Regions from separate parts of the Homo sapiens genome. Here region 1 is linked to region 2. The links are chromatin loops, found by intact Hi-C in ENCODE. Cell type or tissue: psoas muscle. All regions are shown on one strand.

Region 1 (8,000 bases), 89 kb before region 2:
TAGATTTGTGGGGAAGGAAAGACAACGGTTGAAAATGAATGGCAGGTTACAGAGCAATGTCTGAAAAGACAGGCAGACCCTTTTCTGCACGAATTCCCCTTCTGTTACGTTTGCACATGCATTTGTTAGGGAGAGACGTATATCCAGGGTTTGTCAGGTTTCTGGCCGTGGCTTCTTGTCCTCAGTGGCTCCAGAGTCAGACAGCAGAAGTCTCATTTGTCTTTCCCACATGAAAGTCCTGGAGCATCTGTAAGTTATGATTTGTGAAGTATCTGCTTTAAAGCAGAATGCATTTATCATCGTGCTGGCCCAGACGACATTGTAGAGCACAGGAATGAGAGGATCCCAGGCCTCAGAGTAGGAGGGGCTGGGCCTGATGACCCACCGTGAATGGAGTCTGGCTGAATTGATAAAATTCCCTGGAAACAGCCCAGGAGCAGCCAGATGTTGGCTTTACAGCGAAACTCTTCGGTAAACTTTTAACTGCATGTGAAAACCAGGGCTGGGCATTTCCACTTCTAGGTTTACCCAGGAGAAATGCAAACATATGTCCACACAGAAACTTCTACACAAATGTCTATAGAGCATTATTATTAGTAAGAGCCCCAAAGTGGAAGGAACTGATGAATGGGTAAATAAAAGCTGGCACATCCATTTCATTTGTGGAATATTACTTATGATCTATTCCATAATTTTATTTATGGAATATTTTTGGACTGTTATTCAACAGTAAAAAGGAATGAGGTACTTAATACATGTGACAGCATGGATGAACCTTGAAAACATTATGTTCAGTGAAAGAAGCCAGACACAAAAGACCACAGATTGTATGATTCCATTTGTATGTAATGTCCACAAGAGACAAATCCATAGAGACAGCGTAGATGAGTGGGCCTGCGGGTGGGGTTGGGAGTAAATTGGGAGTAGCTGCTAATGGGTGTGGAGTTTTCTGGGGGGTGCTGAAAATGTTCTAAAATTGTGATGATGGTTGCACCCCTCCGAATATACTAAAAACCCCTGAATTGTGCACTTTAAATGGGTGAATTATATGATATGTGAATTACATCTCAATAAAGCTGGTAATAACTTAAAAAGGGGGGGGCTCAGGGTGGAGAGTGGGAAAGGGGTGGAAGCCTCTATCTCTCAGGCCTCTAAGATTCCAACCTCTGGTTCCACAGAAATCTCATGCTCATTTTGTGAAAGAAGCGAAGACAATCTCCTGCCAACCATGGTCAACATAGAGAGCCCCAGGGCCAGGCTGCCTGTGTCTGTATGCCAGCCCACCCCTTGAGAGCTGTGTGACCTTGGGCTAGTGACTAATTTTTAACCTCTGGGTTCTTTGCTAGGGCTCACAATAGTTCTTCTTTTATGGATTGTTGAGAGGAAGCACCGAGGTGACATAGCTAAGCCTTTTGCCTGGTGCCTGGCACACAGTAGGTACACAATAGATGCAGCCAGGGCGATTGCTACTCTACAAGGCACCTTTGTGCAAATTAAAAAAAGGCCTCCTCCAGGTGGATACATATGAAAAGGCTTCTGTCCTGGCCAGAAGCAGCCCCTCTCCTACTAGCGGCTCTGTGAGAACGACGCGGGCTGGGGCCCATTCACCTGCCCATCGGCTGGTGCCTTGTGCATGTATGATCTGCACATCCCTGCTTGGCAGCCCTGGTGGTAGCTTGCTTTCTTCTTCCTCTTAGCTACCACTTGTCAATACTCTGTGGCTGAAGCTTCCCCATAAGAAAGACCTAACATCCCCACATTGGGGCTCAACACACCTGCTCTTCTTTTCAATCTAGCAATAAACCAGATAGATGTATTTAATGTGTGCTTAACAATGTGTCCAGCACCATAGGGACTTTCAGAGGAGGATATTACAAGTCCTGCCATTGAGATACCTAGAATTTAGTTGGGGCTATTAGATTCAGACATCTGGAATAATCTGAGAACAATGCAATAATCTGAGTATAGAAATGAGGTGTCGAGGCTGGGCACGGTGGTTCACGCCTGCAGTCCCAGGACTTGGGGAGGCCGAAGTGGGTGGATCACCGGAGGTTGGGAGTTTGAGACCAGCCTGGCCAACATGGTGAAACCCCGTCTCTACTAAAAGTACAAAAATTAGCCAGGCGTGGTGGCGCATGCCTGTAATCCCAGCTACTCGGGAGGCTGAGGCAGGAGAATCGCTTGAACCTGTGAGGCGGAGGTTGCAGTGAGTCAGGATCGCGCCACTGCACTCCAGTCTGGGTGACGGAGGCAGACTCCGTCTCACAGAGAGAGAGAAAAAAAAAAGGAATGAGGTGTGGAGGAAGAAATCCCAGCTGTCGAATCAGACAGACTTGGGTTCAAATTCTGTCCTGCTACCCAGGAGCTAGATGGTCCCAGGCAAGCTGCTCATTTTCTCTGGCTTCTGTTTACTCATCTGGAAAATGCAGCTATGAAGTATCCTACCAAGTGCAAAATATCCTACCAAGTGAGATTGCCATCAGAAATAGGATTTGGAAGCTTCCAGCACAGAGCCTGGTGCATAGTAGGCTCTTGAAAACTAGAGGTAATATTACTGTTTCAGGGAGAAGTACTAGGGTGGAGTACCCAGTGACCTTCTTATCTTGGCTCATGGCTCTCCATGCTTAAAATCCTCCCATGGTTGCATGGGACCCAAAGTCTGAATTTACCATGTCCTTCAAGGCTCATGCATGGGTCTTCAGACCACCACTTCCTTACTTCTTTGTTTCAGCCCCGTGTCTCGTGTCCTTGTGAGCACATGGAGAGTGTGTGTTGGACTATTTGTAGGCTCCATTCTTCCTTGTCTATTAGAAAGGCAGCAGGGCTGCTGTCTGTCTCACTCGTCACTGCAGCCCAGCCTGTAGCCCAGTGCTAGGCATCTAGTGGGTGCTCAGTAAGAATGAATGAATGATTGAATGAACAATTGCGGGAAGAAGCACCAGCAATCCTGAGAAGGGAGAGGTCTGTGAAGGCGGGAGTCAGCAGGGAAGGCCCTGGGGCTCCATCCTCCTCCTTCTCTGGGTCACGCTTCCCCTTAGCATTGTATGCACAGCATTGCCAGGTGCTTCTCAGTGACAGCAGCTGGAGAGGTGGCTCAAGCCCATCCCAAACCCATTTCCCACTCTTGGAGGCTGCTCCAGGCGGGTAGTTTTTCAGAGCTCAGCAGCCTCCTCAGGCTGCTCTCACACTGGCCTGGCTTCGTTCAGAGTCCAGCCCTCCATCTGAGAAGCCCAGGTAATCAGCTCTGCAGAGTGTGCAAGGTTTAGATGCAAAATGCATCTGCAAGGTTTTCAAAACATTTTTTTCTGGGTTGTAAATCAAGTACTTTAAGTATTGCAAACCGGCTGGGGTGCGGAGTTAATGTATGTCTTGAAAAAACACCATCATGATTTGCCTTTTAAATTTGAGAAAAGAATTCCACTTCCCTTACTTTTATTAGAGATATGGAGATCTCCAGGGGGAAGGCGCTAAGTGGAGGCTGTGGTAGGTGTTAGCTCCTTCCCTGGAAGGGCGGGGAATGGTGAGTGGCTTAGGGCTCAACTTTCGTCTGTTTGGCTGAAGGGCAATTTCCCTGTTTAAAAAAGGTAGCAGCTGCTTCTCTTAGTTATCTCCAGCGGGACCCCATTCACTTTTGTCTGTGTCAGGCTCACGGGCCACAAAGGTGCTTGATTGCAGCAGGTTCAAACGAAGCCTTGCTGGCTGCTGCCATTTCACTATGAACTGGGCTCAGCTCACGAGTGGTTCACCCCAACTGCCAGAGGTCACTCATGTCCCAGTCTTCTACAGGATCATGGAAGGGAAGTGGACCGTCCAATCTATACATCAAAAAGGGAAGCGGGAGTGGTGGCTCATTCCTGTAAATCCCAGCACTTTGAGAGGCCGAGGTGGGTGGATTATTTGAGGTTAGGAGTTCAAGACCAGCCTGAACAACATGGCAAAACCCTGTCTCTACTAAAAATACAAAATTGGCTGGGCACAGTGGCGCACACCAGTAATCCCAACTACTCAGTAGGCTGAGGCAGGAGAATCGCTTGAACCCGGGAGGCGGAGGTTGCAGTGAGAGAAGATTGCACAATTGCACTCCAGCCTAGGCAACAGAACGAGTCTCTGTGTCAAAAAAAAAAAAAAAGAAAAAGAAAAGAGAGAATTTGGAGCTAGGCTTCCTGGGTTTGAAAGAACATGAACCTCCAATGTAACCTTGAGATAATCAACTGTGACTCGGTTTCTTCGTCTGTGAAATGGGAGTTGCAGTGTTAACAAATTGTATGTCGAGTTCTTAGAAAAGTGTGTCGCCCACAGTGAATGGTCCATAAATCTAAGTTTTGGAAGGAGGCCTCTTTGGAAAGGCAGGATGGGGTCTTGGTCCTGTCTGTCCCTGCAGCAGCCTGGGCACGGGGCATTGCACACAGTAGGTGCTGCTGTGTCGAGCACACTTGCTTCACTTGTAAATTGAGGGCCTGAGACAAAAATGTCCTTAAGGGTCCCTTCCAGCTCGTAGGAAGAGAATCCTAGGATTCACTGAAAGGCTGCATTTCCTATTGCTTGTTTTTTGGCAGAAGGGCTCCTTGCTGGGGAAAGCAGGAAGTATCTTCAATTCTCATACACACTTTGCAAGTGTACGGAGAGTCTCCCTGTGTAGACTGTCAGCCTATGTTTAGGGAGGTCTGCTCGCCTTCCCTGCTCTCTGGTTCTGTGGGATGCAAATACATTCTATTCAGCTCAAGGCAGCCAAGGCTTTCTGAAACACGTGTATGAGGTGGCTTCTGAACTAGACTCTATGTGAGACAGAAAATGTTCACCCATGCTGGGTGTGGTTGCTTCTGCCTGTAATCCTACACTTTGGGAGGCAGGGGGATCACTTGAGGCCAGGAGCTCTAGATCAGCCTGGTCAACACAGTGAGACTCCCTCATCTCTACAAAAAAATTGAAAAGTTAGCTGGGCATAGTGGCCTGCGTCTGTAGTCCTGGCTACTTGGGGGGCCAAGATGGGAGGATTGCTTGAGCCCAGGAGTTGGAGGCCACAGTGATCTACGATCACACCACTGCACTCCAGCCTGGGCAACAGAGCAAGAACTTGTCTCAAATAAAAGAAAATAAAAAGAAAATGCTCATCCTCAAAGAACCTCTCAGTTTTCTCATCTGTAAAATGGGTTGGTAATAGAACTTAACTCCTAGGTTGTCACAAGGACTCATGGACCACACACACTCTGAGAACAGTGCCTGACATGAAGCCACTTGTCAAGCAGTGTTATTTGTTATTATTTGTGATTCAGAGGAGGGTAAGCTCATGTTCTGCTGGGCAGCTCAGAGGAATCTTTGCTCATTCCTTAGATGCTTAGACTTTAAAGGGGCTTTGCTTTTGGTCCCAGTGAGGCCAGAGGCTCCTGGCTGCCTCTGCTCTCAGGATCTCCCTGTGGACACCACTTATTCTTCCCAAGGCTTTAGCAGTGATTGGGCACATTGAGCACCCAGGAGAGCTTGGCTTCTTGATCCTGGATGACAGGTAGGCTAGAGGCAAGATTCCAGGGATGAGGAAAAGACTTAAGAGAGCCCTGTCCCCAGGGGAAGGGCTGTTTTTGCAGTCTCACTTAGAGGGAAGAATTGACTCATATGTTTACTACTATTTCATCCTTGAAGATGAACAAATAAAGCTAACCTTTACTGAGCACTTTGCCAGGCTCTGTGCTGAGTAATTTGCCTGTGTCATCTCACTGAATTCTTAGAACCATTCTATGAGATAGATGCTGTCACCTGACTTTGCCCAGAGGTAACTGAGGCCCAGGGCCCCACTGTTTGTAACTTGGGGATGATGGCAGGAATACAACCCATGTCTGTCTGAGCTCGAAATTATGAGCCTAGACTGCTTCCCAAGAAAGAGTAGAAATATCTCTGTCATTTTTTCTTGTGGCAGGTGTTCCCTTCTGCCTCTCCCAGGTAGCTGGTTTAAAAATATTTATTCAAATAGCACTGTGCTAGGCACTGGGGGAGGCAACAGGGAGTAAGATATTGCCCCGTTGAGTTCACCCACCTCTTGATTCTAGAATGTGCATCTAACCCTGACATTTGAAGATCTTCAGTCTTTGTGGTCCACATTTATCCCTCCTTGCTGGTCCTTTTAAGGAGACTGATTTCTTGTTGTATTTATTTTTCTTCTTTAATCTCTCAGAATTTTATTACTTTCTATCAAACACATCCGTTAGGCAGCCTTGGCTTTCTCAGTATCAATTAAGACAGATGCCAGCAAACCTTAGAAGCTCTCAGTGGTCCTTGAGGCAAGATAATTACCTTGTGTGATTCTTAGTAGATTTGATAGTGAACTCTTTCTTCCATTAGCAGAAGGCATGCAGGGGGGAGACTAATGGTCTGTGTCTCTGGTGAGCTCAAAGCCCAGCCGTGAACGTGTTTGCCTGGAAAGACAGGGCAGTGATGTGCTTGCTGCTCTGGGAAGAACCTCATTTTTCATCATCCTCATGGTTAGTGGGTATCTGTTTTTCAGGCAGGACCAAATGGAACACTGAGGGAGGAAATGAATGAGTGTGTGGGCGTGAAGCAGGTAGTAGAGATCCTGGAGAGGAGAAAAATGAAGTGGAAATCTCCACTTATTTGGTTGTGTAGGAAGGTCCAGAGCAGAGGGAGCATTTTTCCCTTAACAACCCTCATAGCAGGAATCATTGAGTGATCAGTGTGTGCCAGGCACTATTCTAACTATTTACGTGCTTTTTCGCCTTTGAACCTGTATTATTATCACATTCATTTCATAGATGAGGAGGCAGAGGCTTAGAGGAAGTCCAATGACTTGCCCAAAGTCACAGAGCCAGGATCACAGGATGTAGGGCTGGACCGTCTGACTTCAGGGTTCATGATTACAACCACTGTTGGAGCCGGACTTAAAGCACAGAGAAGTTGCCTCCGTGCTTGGGAAAATAGCAATATGAAGAACTTAATTTCATGATCCCAGTCGTTCTATGTCTTACTCATTTATATGCTCCCAGTGCCTAGTTCAGTGCCTGGCACACAGTCAGAATGCAAGAAATATTTGTCAAATGGCTGTGGAGTGTTATGAGTCTAGGTATGTTGGGAGACTTGGCTGCTGGTTCCATCACTGCCACAACTTAAGCTGTGTGACCTTGGGCAAGACATGCCCCTCCATGGCTTCAGCTAACTTATCTGTAAGATGAGCGCTCTGGGCCAGATTTTTGTTTTAAAATTTATTATCCATTCAACAGATATTTATTTATTTATTTATTTATTTATTTATTTATTTATTGAGATGGAGTCTGGCTCTGTCGCCCAGGCTGGAGTGCAGTGGCGTGATCTCGGCTCATTGCAACCTCCACCTCCCGGGTTCAAGTGATTCTCCTGCCTCAACCTCCCGAGTAGCTGGGACTACAGGTGTGCACCACCATGCCTAGCTGATTTTTGTATTTTTAGTAGAGACGGGGCACAGGCTGGTCTCAAACTCCTAACCTCAGGCGATCCACCTGCCTCAGCCTCCTGTAGTGCTGGGGTTACAGTCATGAGCCACCACACCTGGCCATTTAACAGATATTTATTGATTGCATTTTCTGTGTGAGATACCACTCTGGATGGTAGGGAGACAGCCATGGTGAGACAGATGACGTTTCTGCTCCCTTCCTTGCAGCTTACATTCCAGCCGCTTCTAGAAACTGCATTTTGTGAATCTTCATGTCTTGCCCCAAAATTGTTTCAAAGTGGCAGTTGCTGAATTCTCTTCTGTTTGCCTTCCCCTACTAAAAGGCAAGCCAGGGCAGGGGTTTTCATCAGTTTTGCCTACTGATGTACCCCAAGTGCCTAGAACAGTGCTTGGCAAGTTAATATTGCTGATGTGCATGCATGCATGAATGATTGCAATATCTCCTCTGCTAATGAGATCCCAGGATATAAAAATTCTAGGGCTGAAGCCTAAGAAAAAATTAAGGAGCAAAAATCAAATTTTCCAGGAAAAAATCCCATTTTCCAGGAAAAATACTGTCTTTATA
Region 2 (8,000 bases):
TCCTGCTGCCCTGTGAAGAGGTATCTTCCGTCATGACTGTAAGTTTCCTGAGGCCTCCCTAGCCATGTGGAACTGTGAGTCAATTCAACCTCTTTTCTTTATAAATTACCCAGTCTTCTTCATAGCAGCATGAGAATGGACTAATACAGAGATATTTTCAAATTCCCCTCTATAGGAGATGTGTCATTTGCATCTCCTCAGCAATGTATAAGATGCCTGTTAATCCATAGTCCTGCCAACAGTGAAGTTGAACTTTTATATTTTTAACAATTGAATAGGTGAGAAATAGTATTTCAGTACAGATTTAATTTGCATTTTTTTCTCGTTATGAGAGAGGTTGTACATCTTTTCATGTGTTTCTGGATTGCTTGCTTGTTTTGCATGTTAATACTGCACCATTGAAATCTATCCACATTGCTCTGTGGATATATGGTTTGTTTTGCCTTTTTTGCTCCATTGCATTCCATAGACTACATTCATTACATATAACTTTAACTTGGTTATTTTTCCTAGCATCTTCCGTTACCATAAGCCATTACCATAAAACATGGGGAGAGATAATTTCTCTGGGATATGCATCTAGGAGGACATATGCACATTTAATTTCACTCAGGGCTGACAGATTTTTGTGAAATGTCTGTAACCATCTACCTTTCCACCAACATGGCATAAGAATTTTTACTTCAAATTTACTCATGTTACAGATAAGGCAGTGTGGCCTAGATGGATCATAAATTTAGCCAATAAGAGCCAGGATTTGAACCTTGATCCTTCAGTCTACATTAATCATTGTTGACTAATGTCATATTCAATAAAAATGAATTAATTCAACAAACATTTATGGAGTGCTTACTGTACAGCAAGAAAGGTTCTGGGTACTGGAGATATAAGGAGGAGATTATAGTCTTAAGGTGTGCGGGGGGAGATCAGTAAATAATCAAATAGCGACAGTCAAGATTTGTATATCTCCATCTGCAAGTGTGCATATGTCACGTGGGTGGTCTGGGTGAAGTGGCCAAGCCAGCCTTTCTTCTGACTCTTGGCCAAGTCTGAACAGGATGAAGAGTAATTTTGCTCTTTTGCTTCACCAGATTCTTCTGCTGGTCACAGGCTCATTTTATAAGGCTTTGTGGGAACGTTTCCACATCTAGAAATGTTGGCCAACTAGTCTGCCATGTTAATAAATTCTTTGGAAAGCTCAATCCACATACAGTTAGAGAAAAAGAAATATATTTGGATGGGTACATCATCCTCTGGTTTTGTCCTCAGGACTATGAATTTCTGATGAGAATTTAGAGAAATCAAGTTTCTCCTTTTGTAGTTTTATCTAATTTGGCTCCCATCATTTCTCACCTCTGTTAAAAGCAACTAGTTTGGACTGGAGCAGTGTCCCACACTTTTCAATGCCTGGGCCTTTTTTTCTTGAGACAGAATCTTGCTCTGCTGCCTAGGCTGAGTACAGTGGTGTAATCATAACTCACCGTAACCTCAAACTCCTGGGCTCAAGCAATCCTCCCACCTCAGCCTTAAAGTAGGCAGGACTACAGGCATGCACCACCATACTGGGCTAATTTAAAATTTTTTATCTTTTATTTTTAGTAGAGATGAGATTTTGCTATGTTGCCCAGGCTGGTCTCAAACTCCTGGCCTCAAGTGATCCTCCTGCCTCGGTCTCCCAAAGTGCTGGGATTACAAGCATGAGCCAGCATGCCTGACCTCTTATTCCTTTTCTATCCATGTTTTCAAAGACATTATCTTCTGAATAAATCATTTGCTAATGACTACTGTTATTTTTCTGCTATTTATGATTCAGATATGTTTGATTATGCAATAAAATCACATTTTAGAAGTTCTTATGATGGCCCTGATAGCCAATCAGAGCTTCTAATTGGCGCCTGGTCATATGGTTTGGCTCTGTGTCCCCACTCAAATCTCATCTCAAATTGTAATACCCTCATGTCAAGGGAGGGACCAGGTGGGAGGTAATTGGATCATGAGGGTGGTTTCCTCCATGCTGTTCTCATGATAGTGAGAGAGTTCGCACGAGATCTGATGGTTTTAAAAGGGGCAGTTTCCGCTGCATGCTCTCTCTCTCCTGCTGCCTTGTGAAGAAGGTGCTTGCTTCTCCTTCACCTTCCACCATGATTATAAATTTTCTGAGGCCTCCCCAGCCATGTGAAACTGTGAGTCTATTAAACCTCTTCTCTTTATGAATTACCCAGTTTTGGGCTCCGTATCTCTGATTATCTCTCTCTCTATATGTATGTGTTTGTGTGAGTGTGTATACATATGGAGAGAGGGAGAGAATTGCATCTCAGGAATTCCTCTGATGTCACCTATGATTATCATCCAATGAATTCAGCACTCCATTGATGGAATCTCAGAAAAAAATCTTACATTGTGTTAAACCTATGGGCTGTGAGGTCAGACTGCCTATGTTCGATCCCAGATATGGCTCTTGCTTTCAGGTATCGAGTAACTACTGTGTGCCAGGCATGGCTCTAAAGTGATGGCAGCAGTGGCCTATCTGTAGTGGCCGCTGCGAAGACACCAGCTGCAACGGGGGAGGTGTGGCTGGGGCTATGGACTCTGTGTGAAAGAGTCTGTGCGAAAGAGCCAGCAGGAGCTGGGAACTGGTGGGAGCCCTGCCCCCTGCTGAGTGGGTGGGGCGGGAGCCCCATGCTCCCTGGGTGCATGCTGCAGACCTGGGCATCCCTTCTTGGGGCCCAGGAAGCTTTTTGCCCCCACAGGCTTGAAAGTGACTGCTCCCACTGCCTGGCCTCTCCCTGCTCCTGGTGCCCACCCTGGGGTGAAGCAAAGTTGTGGCCAAGCCTGAGTGCTGTCACAACCCTGCTGGGTGTGTGCACACTTGGGGTGGTGCTGATACACCAACCCCCTGCTGCCTTGGCCCCTTGTGGACTTTGGGCACCGATGAGCATGGGAGGGAGGCTGAGGTGTTGAGGGCAGCTCTGTATGGGCCTGCAGGTGCCTCTTGGCAGGAATAGCCTGGGTACTTTAGACAGCATGTTGATGGCAGGAGGCAGATAGGTTCCTGGGCAGAAAGGGGTGGGTCCTTGGTGAAACACCTTCAAACCAGGGAGGGCCTGAAGCCTGGGGGCTGGGCTGCCAGATCTGGGTGGAGTCTGTGGCCCAGAGTGAGAACTTATGGTGCTTTTTCTGGGCTGCCCATGGGCCAATCAGCATGCACTTCCTCCCTTCTGAGCCCATAAAACCCCCAGATTCAGCCAGACTCACACAGATGTTGGGATGTGTGAGCAACCTGCCTGCAGATAGGAGCTACCTACTGCAGGTCTTCTCTCTGCTGAGGGTTTCACCTTCATTGGGATGACCTGCCTGCAGATAGGAGCTAACCACTTTGGATCTCCTGAGAACTGTACTGTTGCTCAATAAAGCACCTCTTTGCCTTGTTCATCCTCTAGTTGTCCGCATACCTCATCCTTCCTGAATGTGGGACAAGAACTCAGGACCTGCTGAATGGTGGGACTGGAAGACCTGTAACACAAACAGGGCTGAAACACATCCCCCTGCTTGCCACATTGCAGGTGACAAGAAGGAGAGTAGAGCTGTGGCCCTTCAGGGAGCCTAGACCTAGGGGCTCCCCAAGCCAGAGCTGTAACACCCTCTTCAGGGCTCTGTAGTTTCTGGCATCTTTGAGCTTTCAGGTGCTATCATGTTCCCCCTGCCCAGACACTGGTGCCTGCAGCAGAAGCCACTTGTGGTATGTCTGGTTCAGCTGCAGCCTTGCATGGAGGCGGTGCCTGTGCCAGTGCCTGGAGCTGCCTGCGCCACTGCAGCAGCTGGTGTGCCTGGCTGTGTGCAGTGGCCAGACCCTGCCCTTGCTTGCTCACACAACCCTTGCTGCTTCATGCCTGGCTCGCCCTTGGCAGGTGTGGAATCTGGGCCAGTAGTGCAAGCCAAGCGCAGCCTGCTGGGCCAAGTGGGTGGAATTGAGTCCAGCGGGCACAAACAATACTCAGGCAGAAGGCACTGCTGGCTGCAGAGGTTTCCGGCTGGTGAAGTGACACCCCAAGGATCCCGTGACATAAGCACTTGGAATTTATTATTAAATTAAATGCTCTATTACTTTTGTTTACAGGTGGCACCTTAAATTAGCTTCCTCAAAATTAAAGTAACTTATTTATTTATATCCAAAAAGTCTAGGATTTCAGGTCTGGCTGGATCCAGGGTTCAGAAGATATCAAGTCCTAGTCCTATCTTCTTGTACTTCCTCCTCAATCAGGCTGCTTGTTGTGGCAACTTTTCTTATGACAACTCCAGTTTTATAATTTACCCACTTCACAATCTGAATAGAAGAGATTCTCTTTTCCTGAGAGTTTCAATAGAAGTGTCAGAATGAGGACAGATTTATTTGTCCATTTCAGAACAACCCACCGGGCTGTGGGAGTTTGATGCTCAAACTGCACAGATCTGTCAAATGCCCATGCTGGACCTGGGGGAGTGGTCTGCTTCACAACATCACCTGAGAGTGGGGAAAGGCGGCTCCTCAAGGAAAACTGGGAGGCCATGGCCAGAAGAGGGGCATGGATGCTGGCATGCAGATGAGCAGATGGCCCGTCCATTTCACAGATGGGAAAACTGAGATGAATTTAGGCCCAAAAGCTAGGAACTGGCTCACGTCACAGCCAGTAAATGGGGCTGCCAAGATTCTGACCCAGTTCTCTCTAACTCCACGGCCCACCCCCCTTCTGCTGTGTACTGCTGAGGGCAGGCTGTGCCTCATGTCCCTTTCTGTGCCCTCACACTCTCTGGCTATTCCTGGTTCTGAGATCCTACTTGTACTCTCAGGGTGTCTCGATCTCTGTCTTAATCATGTCCACCACCCTCTATTCTAATTAACAGGATTTTGTGGTTTTGGACCACCTTGTCATTCACTGCCTTATCTCAGCTGGTTCTCATAGTAATCTAGGGAGTTACTGTGGGCTAAGACTATTGCCTGTTAGTAAAATAAAAACTATAGCTTTATGGTGGTATGCAGTGGGCGCCTAATACTGGTGACACACTCTCGAACATAAATTGTTCCCCTACAAGTGTTTCTCCCACTGTTAGTTCCTCAAAAAACAGCAGGAGGTGAGTTAGCTGTGGATCAGATTGTGGGCTAGTGGATGTGTTAATACTAACCCTGGAACGGATGGACTTGCTGACTAGGCAGTAGGCAGCTCTGAACCTCCTGTGCCAGTGAGGTCAGAGCCTGCCCCTAGGACACCCTCAGTGTGAGGTAGGGAGCAGAGCAGAGCATGTGGGCAGCAAGGTGCCAAGAGGAAGAAAAAGGAAAGAAAGGGGAGGGGAGGGGAGGGAAAGGAAGAGAAGAAAAAGGGAGGAGAGGGGAGGAGGAGAAAGAGAAGGAGAGAGGAGGGGAGGGGAGGGGAGGAGAGGGTAGGAAAGGGAAGAGATAGGAGGGGAGAGGAGGGAAAGGAAGAGAAGGGAAGGGGAGAGGAGGGGAAGGGAGGTGAGGAGAAAGAAGGGGAGGGGAGGAGAAGGAAGAGAAGGAGAGGGGAGGAAAGGAAAGAGATGGGAGGGGAGACGAGGGAAAGAGAAGGGAAGGGGACAGGGGGAAAGGGAGGGGAGAAAAGGAAGAGAAAGAGAGGGGAGGGGAGGAGAGAGGAGGGGAGAAGAGAGAAAGGAAGATAAAGAGTGGGGAGTGGGGGAGGGAAAGGAAGAGAAGGAGAGGGGAGGTAAAGGAAGAGAAGGGAAGGGGAGAGGAGGGGAAGGGAGGGGAGGCAAAGAGAAAGAAAGGGGAGAGCAGGGGAAGGGAGGGGATGGAAAGGAAGAGAAGGAGAGGGGAGGAAAGGGGAGGGGAGAGGACAGGAGGGGAGGAAAAGAGAGAAAGAGAAAGGAAAAGGAGGGGAGGGGAGGGAAAGAAAGAGGTTGGGACAGGAGGGGTGGGGAGGAGAGGGGACAGGAAGTAAGGGAAGGCAAAAGAACTTGCTTTTCAACTTCACCAATCAGGTTAAGTCTCCCCTCTTCCCTGGGGGATGATATGGTTAGGCTTTCGGTCCTGAACTAAATATCTTCTTGAATTGTAATCCCCATAATCCCCATGTGTCAAGGGAGAGACCAGGTGGAGGTAATCGAATCTTGGGGGCAGTTTCCCCCATGCTATTCTCATGATAGTGAGTGAGTTCTCACAAGATCTGACGGTTTTATAAGGGGCCCTTCCCCCTTCGCTCAGCAGTTCTCCTTCCTGCTGCTTTGTGAAGAAGGTGCCTTCCTTCCTTCCCTTCACCTTCCACCATAAGTTTCCTGAGGCCTCGCCAGCCATGCTGATCTGAATTAATTAAAAACCTCTTTCCTTTATAAATTACCCAGTCTTGGGCAAGTCTTTATAGCAGTATGAAAATGGACTAATAAAGAGGGTGAGAAAGGGGGCAGAAAGAAGCCAAGAGTGTCACCCCAGGAGAGCTCCTGCTACTGCATGGAAAAACACATCAAGAGAACAAAGATTTCCCTTCCAACATTGCTTTGCTGACACAGTCCCGGGCTCTGAGACTCATGGAAGGTTCTAGGGAGGCTGTCTTGCCCTGGCCCTCAGATTGTTCACATACCACAGGTGTTTGAGAGAAAGAACAGAGCAAATGAGGAGACACAAGCAGTTGGGGGTATGCAGAGGAAGGAGGAGAGGGGAGCCTGCAGAGGCACCGTAACTACTAAACTCCTAACCTTTCACCAAGCGTGCTGTCGTGGTGAGGTGCATGGCTTTGGAGTTGGATGAATATGGCTGTAAATTCCAGCTCTGCCATTTACTGTGGGACATAAACACATCCTGGAATCTCTCTATGTGTTACTGTACTTATGCATAAAATGGCAGTCATTTTATCAACCTTGTGTGGTTATAAAGATAATTTAAAGAGTGTAAAATGCCTGGAACATAGTAGGTGCTCAATAAATAATAGCTATGAGCAAAATCCTACCTCCTCCTCAAGGTCTACAAGCCCCTCCTTTCTCTCCCACCCCATCTCCCACCCTCTCCCTGCTGTACATTGCACACAGCACAAATGCACTAATCTTCTTTCAGCCCCACAAACACGCCAAGCCCATTCCCATATCAGGCCTTGGCCTGTGCTACTCCCTTTGCCTGGAGAACTCTCCTCATGAATCTCCAGCCTCACAGCTCTTCCTTATCTCACCTGCAATGGTGCTTGCTCTCATTTTCTTATCTTACCTCCTTAATTCATCCAAGTTCCTCCCTACCACACCACCCTGTTGCATCTCTTACAAAATGTATCATTGTCTGAAATGGCTTGGAGTTTTTTGATGGTCTCTCTTCCGCTAGGATGGAACTTCCAGGAGGACAGAAACTTCCACTGTGTTTCTCATGCTATATTTCCAGTATTGGGGCCTAGTAGATGCTCAATAAACTCTTCTGAAGGAGACAATGACCATGGTGATGGTGATAGTGACATTGACTATGTGGACTCAATAATCTCCTCTTTCCCAGCCTTCAGAAATTTTTTCTTTTCTAACCTGCCTCAGCTTCAGAGCTTCTCCCTGTGTCTCGCAGGAGTTTTGTGGGTCACAGGCAGTGCCGGTTGTAAAGAACACAGCCCATGGGGTGAGGAGATGACACAGCCTTTGGGAGGAAGACAGGGCTCGTGAAAGAGAGAGACGTGAAACAGCAGAGTTTTCTTGGCCTGAGGCCTGAGACGCTGCAGTGAGTTTATAGAATGCTAGCCAGTTATGATTGTTTGTTAAGGGACATTTACATATCATTCAATGTTGGCCAGGATCTTTTACAATCTTTTAATCAAATTTGCAAAGAACATTACAAACTTTTAAAAAAATTTACTATTAGTTATTAAACTGGCAGGAGTGTACCTGCATCAAAAAAAAAAAAAAAAAAGGGAACGCTTGATTTTGTGGGACTGGAATTGCTTTTCATCCTCTGATGCCTGGCTTCATGTCAGCTGGTTGTACTGAGGGTTAGGCCTTTAACATAATTTCTTTTGAGGGAGGACACAAGT

The links. A loop is a pair of places that touch in the nucleus more often than their neighbours do. Peaks named below come from ENCODE experiments on the same cell type or tissue, not always from the same donor. Only the 100,000 strongest peaks of a DNase experiment are listed, where the experiment ranks them.
Region 1: a loop joins it to region 2, with 2.8 times the contacts of the local background. A loop is called at or near these places in 21 of 110 quality-filtered maps.

Annotation. Positions count from the first base shown.
Region 1 is chr12:106,124,264-106,132,263 of GRCh38, reverse strand. The region is part of intron 1 of NUAK1 (NUAK family kinase 1); the gene reads left to right. It overlaps LOC124903007 (a long non-coding RNA gene), which reads right to left. Exons shown (of 2, transcript XR_007063442.1): 2 at 7,534-7,751. Among named protein-coding and RNA genes, the nearest start is that of NUAK1, 11 kb to the left of the region's middle. RefSeq lists a silencer at 339-633 and enhancers at 850-1,599, 1,600-2,349. In psoas muscle, no CTCF peak of the experiment used is centred here; no DNase peak of the experiment used is centred here; H3K27ac peaks cover 3,567 bases.
Region 2 is chr12:106,035,300-106,043,299 of GRCh38, reverse strand. No RefSeq gene overlaps it. Among named protein-coding and RNA genes, the nearest start is that of NUAK1, 100 kb to the left of the region's middle. In psoas muscle, no CTCF peak of the experiment used is centred here; a DNase peak (open chromatin) is centred at 3,899.